Regions from separate parts of the Homo sapiens genome. Here region 1 is linked to region 2. Evidence: read pairs that join two places in POLR2A ChIA-PET (ENCODE). Cell type or tissue: OCI-LY7. All regions are shown on one strand.

Region 1 (5,000 bases), 1.3 Mb after region 2:
GATTATTTCTATGGCACTTTCACACAATACTATGATTCTTTTGGCTGGCTTTTAAACTCCTCTATAATTTGAGTCAGCACTCTCTATCCAGTTTTATTTTTGATTATTTCTCAATAAGCGTGTTCTACTTCACTCAAGCCAACTTTCTCGTGATCCAACATGTTGATAGACCCTTCTCTTCACGGTTTTATCAATACTATTATCTTTACTTGGAAAATTCTTTTCTTCTCTACTCATGTGTATCAGTCAGCTATTGCTGTGTAATAACCTACTCGGAAGCTGGAGAGTGGTTGATCCTGAATGGACTAGCTCATGCATCTGCAGGGGGCTGTGCTCTAGGCTGGGCTTGGGTGGAGTTGCTTAGCTATGCAGCTCTACGCCACATGTCTCTCATTCCTCTCCAGCAATCCGGCTCAGACATGTCCTTCTCATGGCCATGGCAGAAGCACAAGTGGACAAGTGTGAACAAGAAAGGTCTCTTGAGGTCTAGGATTACAACAGGTATGCTATCACTTCTCCATGTCCCTATTGGCCAAAGCCAGTCAAAAGGCTGACTCCAGAGTCAGAGTTAGAGGGCACTGTCATGTTACCTAAAGAGCATGTATACAGGGATGAGTGGAACACTGGGTCCATCAATACATGCTACCACACTATCCAAATCCTTCAGATGGATTTCTTGGTCACTGTTGTATTTGGCATAGGAAAAGAAAGTATTCCAGAAACTACTGGAACCTTTCAAAGATGACAATGAGGGATCTACAAACAAATTAGGTTTTGAAGAGCTGGAATACTATGAACTCACATAAAAATAAGTATCATCAGGTTTAACAAACAAAATCCTTTAATAACAAATAGCAATATTTATATCTTCAGTCCCTGAAAAAGTATGATAGAAATGGCTCCACTTATTCATGTGTCTGTTGTTTAGGGCTTGAACTGTCCAGAACATAATCTTTAATCTGGAAGTAACCCCAAAGCTTTCTCATGAAATTTCTTCTTGAGATAGGGGAGCTCTGAGATCATCCTCTGGCCAGAGTTGATTAAGGTACTTAATGAACTTGATTGCCTGGTTTCCTGTGTCAGCCTTAAATTCTACTCTTAGTTATAGCCAAGCAGTAGGAATCTATGAGGTGGGATGGAGGACAGTGACGTACAAACTACCTAAACACAGATGTTTTATCTGACATTTTTATCCTTTACAATACATCCTTGCCTATAATGTATGCCCCACAAAAATCACATAAAATACCAAGTGATGAGCAATTATTGAAGAGAGACCCATATAAAAATAATTATTTCACTGGCTCTCAGAAGACAATTTGTGATTAGAAAAATGCACAAATAGAGAAGATTACTTATTTGGGCCAGTAAATACGAAACTCAATGTAATTTCTAATTTAGAATTCTGTGGCTCTCCAAAATGGGTTTTACCTAATTCAATTTAAGGTTTAATTTTAGATAATCAAACCCCAAACCAAGCCTGTGTATATGTTGACATCTTTTGAACCTAGACTAAGTCTCCGAGACTTCCCTTCTTAAGTAGAGAAAATAAGAGAAAAAGAACCTTCCTAGATTTTCAGCTGGGTGTGGTTCCTGGATTTGTAATTGCACTGATTTCCCCATGAGTCACATTTGTTCCTAGTGTACGCCAGACTTTCCCCTTTTAGATGCTTGAGGAGATACTTCTATGCGACAACGGAACACTGAAAGTGGTGAGGAAACCATACGATTGTGTCTAGCTCAATAGACACAGAATGATCTGTTGTTTTAGAGCAGAGCTTCTCTCCCTTGAGTGTGCAAGAAGAACTTGGGGGCTTGTAGAAACACACGTTCCTGAGCTCCAACCATGGAGTTTCTGGTTCACTGGGTCTGGGACAGGGCTCGTGATTCTGCATTTCTAACAAGCTCCCACGTGTTGCAGATGCTGCTGTTCCGTGGAATACATTTTGAGTAGCACTGGTTAGGAGTACAGTTTCTCAGCTTTGGCACTACTGACATCTGGACCAAGTAATTCTCTGTTGTGGGGGCTGCACTGTGCATTACAGGATGTTGAGGAGCATCCTTGGCCTCTACCGACTAGTAGCACCTCTCCAGGTATGACAACCAAAAATGTTTCCAGACATTGCCAAGTGTCCTCTGGGAGTCAAATCACCCCCATTGAGAACTACTGGCTTAAAGGATGGGTTCTGAATAAAAGAGACATGAGCTGAAATCTGCCCTAACCATTTGACTACGCATGTGGTTCAGGGGAGCAGTGTCCACATGGCTAAAGCTTCGGTATGAGTATGCCTCCCTCACAGAGTTGTTGTAGGGACAGGTTAAGTGAGGATGTATTTAATCAAGTGGCATGGGGCCTGGCCCCAAAGCAGCAGTCCATAGCGGTTCCTGAGTATTGTATCAAAAAATCTTTCTATGAGGCAATATCATCCAAACTCTGTTTGGAAGGTAAGCAGAGTTACCTACCTAGAAGGGTAAGTTTCCGTCTACTTAGTTCAAGTGTGTGCGTTATATTTAGAATTCTAGAGTCTTTTCTCAGTTCAGAGGCAATAACAATAAAATAAACCCAATATCTATCTCTATGATCATGAAGCTTAAAATCTAGTTCCATGGCTAATACACCGAGCATATTTTTATGATCCTGAAATAATCTTTATTTGAAACATAGATGTGTTTTTCAAGTGGTTTCTGAAGCAAAATGCTTTGTCAGTTTGTCAAATCCCTTTCATCCCAACGACCATAGAAGATATAAACCAGTTGTTGTCCAAAGAACAAAAGTAACCAAGGGGGCTGAGATAAAAATCTCAGGCAACACTGGTGAAAAGGGTAAAGCTGTATTTACATATCTCGTACCCTATCAATACACTCCCATAAGGAGCACTAGTGTTAGTTTTTCCTTTTGCCACCAGGGGGAGAACCAAACTTTCTCACAGAGTCACACATATTTGTCAGACGTGCGTTACAGAGGCTGGCAGACCAGGGTTGAACAAAGCTTTTAGTTACTTCCTACCAGAATAAAAATATCTGCTGGCATGAATTCACGAGAGAAGGCAGTACGAACCACTTTTGTATACAAGGTCTTTTAAGCTTTTTTATTCCAAACACTGCAGCAACAACTATTTTTGATCCTGGGAGTCAAGAGACGACAAAGTTAACTATCTCTGGGTCTTCTTACTTTCTTTACATTTAAGATGAGGCATTAGGAATAAGACAAGTAACATTAATGTTACATAAGACATAAATGTACATTTGGCTCCCTTTAGCTTCCTCAAGCCTAGTATTAAAGGATGATGACAATGGTGATGATGACAGTGGTGGTGATTGTAATGTTGTTGGTTGTGGTAGTGATGGCAGTAATGATGACAAAGATGATAATGGTGATGGAAATTTTAGCTAAACATAATGAACACCTACCACCATAGGATAGATCCTGGGCTAAGCAACTTATATTAGTAGCTAATTAAACTCTAGGAGGAAAACATGGAGCTTTCTTCATTTACTTATTAAAATTTTAAAGTTAGAGGAAGTTTGGGCATCCTGATCACTCCCAGAAACCTTTGAACCCCCCACCACAGGAAAAGATAAATAAGTAAATAGATAGATATAAAGGTTATTGGTAATTGTTATATTAATAATAATTAAATAAAGAGTGTTTTTATGCTCAGATACAATTCCACAGAGCTGTATTTGTGAAGGCTGGCTCTTCATGTGATAAACTATTGGCCTATTTTCATTGTTGTCCCAATAAAATAAGGCAAGAATACACATAGTATATGGATCCTGCCATGTACTCAGAATTTTTTCTTATTACAATCCACTCTTTATAATTTTGTCTATCGTTGCAACTTTTTTACAATGAGTGCATGTTACATATAAAATAATAATGCAGCTTCGTCATCTTAGAATAAACAAAAGGTGTAGATCCCCCAAAATTACCCAGAATAAATATCACCTGCATGTCTGAGTCTGAAACATGGGCACTTGTGTTGATTAAACTGTCTCCTAAATCACTACAGATTCACTGAGTTTTTGCCCAAACAAATCAAAGTACCAAGGAAACCAAAAAACAACAACAAAATTACAAATGAAAATTCATCTGTAATGAAAGTCAGAAACAACGAGGTCAAAGCAGCTTATACGGACATCAAATTTCACTTGGCTTTGTCTGTTAGAAATTTACCTCAATGGAGAAGTGGATGTGGCATCTCTAGTCACATTTTTAGTGATGATAATTATTATTTGGTGGATGAATACACAAACTCCACATTATTTATTAGATACGTTACTTCCTCTTGGCTAAAATCACTTTGGGGCTTAAGCCAAAGCCTTCCCTACATAAATGACATCAATCAGATTGGCATTTACCAGAACATTCCAAAATCAATAAGGCGTGTATTTTTAAGAGCCTTTTTTGCTATCTTTAGATCGGCAAATGAAGGAGTTCTGAAGAACCAGGAGTGGGAGTTCCACAAATAAACAGCATGCTTCATGGTTCATTGTGGAGAAAAATCTGGAAACTCTCAAGGGGATTTTATTGCTGATCTGAAGTGACTTGACGAAACTCAGGATCCCAAATGAGGGAAATCCTTTGATAGTAAGAGTTTGCCTAATATCTTCTCAGAGTGAATTCTAAAATTAAGAGTTAGGTCTAAGATTAAGTCAGAAAACACTGCAAAAGGGACTGCCTTCTTAAGATATGCCCCCTTCTCTCTCCCATCACTTTCCCTACAAAACAACCCAGGATGAGGGCAAAACTCACTAAAATAACATTTATGTGGGTTTTATTTTTGAGCCTTGGCCTGTGGTCTCTGCCATTGGTGGCTGTACTGTTCTGACTCAATTTCTGCCCCATATCCTAAATCTATAGTCTCAGGTACAAATTATCAGCCCATATGAGGACTGAGAGGGTGACCTGCTCGTACATTTCTACCTCTTTTTAAAAGGCAACAAAATACCTACTTCCTCTCATTTCAGAGGAAAATCCACTTTCCACTTCATGTATA
Region 2 (5,000 bases):
AGGATCCCTGAGCATCAGCAGGGAGCCACGTCTGGCACTTCCCTCATGGCCATGGTTTCTGTAGTGGGTTGCTGGGCTCAGCGCCCGTTGCTTTGCCTTGGCTCCATCGTTCTGGTGAACTCCATTTCCTTATTTGAAGACAAAGGCCATATAGCAGTGTCAGCTGTAGATGGACTGATTTAGAAACTGAAACGTACTGCTGACTGAGAAAACCCCCTTCTCCTTAGCATGGCTAGGATGTGAATTCATCTTTTGTAGTTGCAGTGGTTTCAAGAATAGGAAAAGGCAGCCTCTGTTTCCCTAGGGGCATTAGACAGAGAAGCAGGAGCCAGAATAACGAGAATTTTAACTTAACACCTGCGGCCAAAACGGAGCGCAAGTTGTGCTCCTGGAAGAGAGGCGGGCCAGTGCTGTTTGGATTGTCTTTCTGCTTTCATTATCAAGATCCCACGCTTGGGAACAGCAATTGTAAACTTGCCACTTGCCAAGGGGAGGCTCCTCCTGTCTGCCTGAGCTCATGAGAATACCCGCCCTCCCCCTGGAGGCCAAGGAGTGGCCTGGGGAAGGCTCTGGACCTGGCCTTGGTCCTGAGGGGCCCACCCCACCTCATGCCTGACCAGGGGCAAGTTAGCTTTCAGGAGGGAGCTGCCCAGAGCTGTTGTTTAATGGGCACGTTGCCTTGGCTCTGTCTGACGCTGCGTTGTTACTGTGCATGTTTACTTTATTCTGGGACAGACACAGCCTCACAGGAAGAAGAGAAAACCCAGGCACCCGTGCCACTCTTAAAATATTTTTGTAAGTGGAAGATAATCTGGTAGCCTTTCTCTGAGTTCCACAGCTTATGAGATGAAAACAGCCTCATTATTTTTCTGGTATTGAACATTGGGTGTTTAGGTTTGGATTGAATCATGCAAATGTATATTTTTTTAATTGAGAAATTTTAGAAGGCCTTTTCAAGCATTGAAAATGTGATTACCCCATCTCTACTGGGAAATCCTGACTATACGTACAGATAGCAGGTGAGCTGTTATACCTAAACATGAAGCATCTCTGATTTTATCACCAACATTGCTTAAGGCAGTGGCCTGAGATTTTCCTCCAGAAAATTTCCTGCTGTTCTTGCTTCCCAGAATATCCAGTGTATTCTTTTCCAGAGCACCTCACTAGGAGTTTGGCTGCTTATAACATTTTAAGCTTGCCTTGTTTATCTTGGTGAATTTCCTGGCTAGCAAGGAAATTCATCATTACACTTGGGTCCAAGTAAGGAAAAAAGAACCTTTTGTATTTTACTTTAAATCTATATATGTTGTTGATTGTTGTAGAGAGGAATTGGCCACAGATATGTTCGCTGGGTTAATGATAGAATATGTACACAGATGTGTGTTTTATGTGTATCTATGTGAAGTGTACACATGTAAGCTTTTAATGATGGAAAATATCAAACACAAAAGCAGAGAGAATAGTATACTGAAACCTTCCTGTACCCCTCACCCCATTTAACCTGCACAATTGCCAATCTTGTTTCGGTGGTGACCCCACCCCATCTGCTAAGCTCTCACGGCCTTATTGAAGCAAATGCCAGAATCCCATTTAATCCATAAATATGTCTCCTAAAGTTATGGACTCCTTTTGAAAATAACTCTAATCCCTGTACCCCATTTACTAGGCATCTTGTGTCCAGTGAGCTCTTGCATTTCTTCAGGTGTTTGGGTCCAGTTTGGGCCACAGAGTGCCTTTGGTTGATGTGTCTCTTACGTCTTTTCTTTTCTACTCTCCCTCCTTTTTTTCCCCTGACAGCTTATTTGTTGGAGAAAGTAATTTGGTTGTCCTATAGAATTTCCCTAATGTTGGGTTTTGCTGCTGAAATTCACATGATGTCATTGAACGTGTTCCTCTGTCTCTTGTTATTTATGCAAATGGGCGTAATAGTTTGAGAGGCTTGATCTGATTCAAGTTGGATTTCTTTTCTTTTTTTAGTAAGAATGTTTTTAGGTGGTGGTGTTACTTCCATCAGGAGGCACCACTCTGTGCTTGTTTCTTTTTGCGGTGTGAAGATGATCAGTAGGTTCTGGCCTTGTTAGCCCAATGCTTTGATTTATATTAATAACATTTCTTGTCAGCTTTTTACCTAAGTTATGGATGTGTATCTTCCAGGATAAGTTCCTGAAAGCGGGCTTGGTAGGTTAAAGGGTGAATGTATTTGTTGTATTATAGGTTGTATTTCTTATCTGAAATGCTTAGGACCAGAAGTGTTTTGAATTTCAGTTTTTTTTTTTTTTTTTTTTTTTTTTTTTTTTTTTTTGGTTTGGAATATTTGCATTATACTTACTGGTTCAATATCCCTCATCCAAAAATCTGAAACCTGAAATGCTTCACTGGTCATTTTCTTTGGGTGTCATGTCAATGCTTAAAAAGTTTCAGATTTTGAAGCACTTTGGATTTCAGATTTTCAGATTAGGGATACTCAGCTTGTATTAGATATGGCCAAATTCCTTTGCTGAGGGGTTGCACCATTTTGCCTTCCTACCACTAACATATGAGTGTTCTCGTTTCCTGTGACTTTGCCAACAGGATGTGTTGATAAGCATTTGCATTTTTGCCAGTCTCATAGGTGAGAGATAGTATCTCAGTGTAGTTTCAATTTGCATTTTTCTTGAGGCCTTTTATAAAAGTCTTCAGAAAATAGGAGCACCATTTACAATGACTAATTAAAGTTTAGAGAAAAATTGAGCTTTTCCAGTGAAAGGTCCCCTGGACTCTGTTGCCCTAAAGTTTCTGAAACGTTTTGGAAAAATTACCTTACTGTAACTTACTACTAGTGTCCAGAGGCAAAGGGAAGACTCAGGACCAGGACACGTGCAATGTTTCCCAACTGGGTGATGTGCGTGAACGGACCAAGTGCACCAACAGATGTGGGCAAATTCCCCTCTCCAGCTCCTGCCTGGAGCTCTAGAATGTACCTTGTGTTAGATTTTTTTTTTTTTTTTTTTTTTTTGAGATGGAGTCTCACTCTGTGGCCCAGGCTGGAGTGCAGTGGCACGATCTTGGCTCACTGCAACCTCTGCCTCCCGGGTTCAAGCGATTCTCATGCCTCAGCCTCCTGAGTAGCTAGGACTACAGGTGCACACCACCATGCCCAGCTAATTTTTATATTTTTTTAGTAGAGACGGGGTTTCACCATGTTGCCCAGGCTGGTCTCGAACTTCTGGACTCAAGCCATCTGCCCGTCTCGGCCTCCCACAGTGCTGAGATTACAGGCGTGAGCCACTGCACCCGGCCCCTTATGTTAGATTCTGAGTGGTCCTGCAGCTGGGAAGCTCATTTAACATTGCCCTTCCCTGAGTTTCCTGCTCGTGTTATTAGAGCCTTTTCCTGCCATGATACCTATAATGTCCCTGAGCACTGGCTTGATGGCAGAAGATGCTTTTGGGTAACACTGCCTGGCCACCTTGTCCATGGTGTGCTGTTTCTACACCCGGCCTCTGATCCTTCTCACAGCTTCCACCACCACGGCTCTGGGCCAAGCACTAATGTGAGTCTCCATCCTCACACAGTAGCCATGGGGTTCTTCCACAGCTAGTGCTCTCCTTGTGGTCCTTCTGTGGCTCTCTCTCACCTACAACACAAGCCAGACTCTACATAGGCTGGCCCCCGGCCCTGCCTCATTTACCTCTAGTTTCACCTTTGAAAGGGATGTCCTGCCTTTACCGTGGGTACTTGGAGCTCCCTCTGCTTGGAATGCTCTTTCCCCCAGATTCTCACATGCCTGCTCCCCCACTTCCGTGGGCCTTTGCTTAGTGACATCTCGAGAGATCCTGGCTTAACCATCCATCTAAAAATGTACTCTGTCACACTCTATCCCCAAACTGCTTCATTTTTTTTTGAAAACATTTGTGACTGCCTGACCTAAGGATGTACTTTTCATTGTCTGTCTCCTTGGCTCGAATCGTGCTGCACGAAGACAAGGACTTGGCTTTGTTCGCCGCTTCATCCTGAGGACCCAGCCAGTTCTCAGCACAGGGTGGGGCTTGGGAGTGAATGCAGATTGCCCGGGTGCTGGGGGGAGTGGCTGAGGTTGCTGTTCCTGCCCGCTAGTAGCCATCACAGGGTCCACTTCTTTCTCGGACACTGGGACACTCTGAGTGAGGGCAGATGTTTCCTTGGCCAAAACTTTTGTCCCTGGGCTGGAGGAACTCAGGGAGGCCTCTAGACATTGTCCAGTCACCTTCTTGCCAACTGTCCTCTAGCACAGCATTCTCTTCTGCATTTTGTGTGATATTGTTTTGGCCTGGGTTTTAAGAAGTCCTATTATCACTGCTATTCAAATCACAGAAAGGGATGCTCACCAGATGTTCCACTAACTAGTTTCCATGAGGTACATTCTTAGCCACTAGGTGAGCCTCTGCTTCAAGACTTTTGATTTCTTGATTAACTTCCCAAATGGGGTGAAACCCATTTGTCTCCTTAAATATGAGCCACTACATCCTTCTAAGCATGCAATACCAGAATGAAGCATTACTGCATATTAGAATTAGCATTTTCTGTCTGAAGGGATTTAGTAGTTTCAAGAAAGAGTGGGATTGTTCAGTAGAACAGGCTTAAAGTAACAATCTCCCATTAGCGTAGCACCTAAGGAACAGCCCACGCGAAAACCTCGGCAATGCTCAGATAACAACAGCGAAACGTACAGAAATGGGCTGGAAACAAAAAGAGGATTGTTCCTGGTTGTGGGACAGGTCTGGTGTTCCACACAGGTCTTGCTGTTGATAGAAAGCCGCCGGAAGCTTTCTGAGGTTCACCCAAGGCCGTCTGCCAGAGCTGCTGATAGAAAATGTAGAAGTTGTAACAAACCTTTCCATTCTTCTGGGTTGTAATCTGTGGTATTAACACAGAATATCTTTAGAGGGCTGGCAGCTCTTTCCTTCAAGATGTGGGGTTAAGAAGTTATGTGGTTTTACTCTTATTTTTCCTAGTGCAGTTCTCTTGACATCTTAAATTGA

The links. Peaks named below come from ENCODE experiments on the same cell type or tissue, not always from the same donor. Only the 100,000 strongest peaks of a DNase experiment are listed, where the experiment ranks them.
Region 1: POLR2A ChIA-PET joins it to region 2 with 7 read pairs; 1 of 35 experiments calls an interaction of 5 or more read pairs at or near these places.

The regions. Positions count from the first base shown.
Region 1 is chrX:11,378,747-11,383,746 of GRCh38, forward strand. The region is part of intron 1 of ARHGAP6 (Rho GTPase activating protein 6); the gene reads right to left. Among named protein-coding and RNA genes, the nearest start is that of MIR548AX, 63 kb to the left of the region's middle. In OCI-LY7, CTCF peaks have their summits at 2,923 (motif pointing right) and 3,126; a DNase peak (open chromatin) is centred at 2,915.
Region 2 is chrX:10,082,856-10,087,855 of GRCh38, forward strand. The region is part of intron 6 of WWC3 (WWC family member 3); the gene reads left to right. Among named protein-coding and RNA genes, the nearest start is that of WWC3, 70 kb to the left of the region's middle. RefSeq lists an enhancer at 31-531. In OCI-LY7, a CTCF peak has its summit at 4,399; DNase peaks (open chromatin) are centred at 206, 2,576 and 4,356; H3K4me3 peaks cover 2,765 bases; H3K27ac peaks cover 4,635 bases.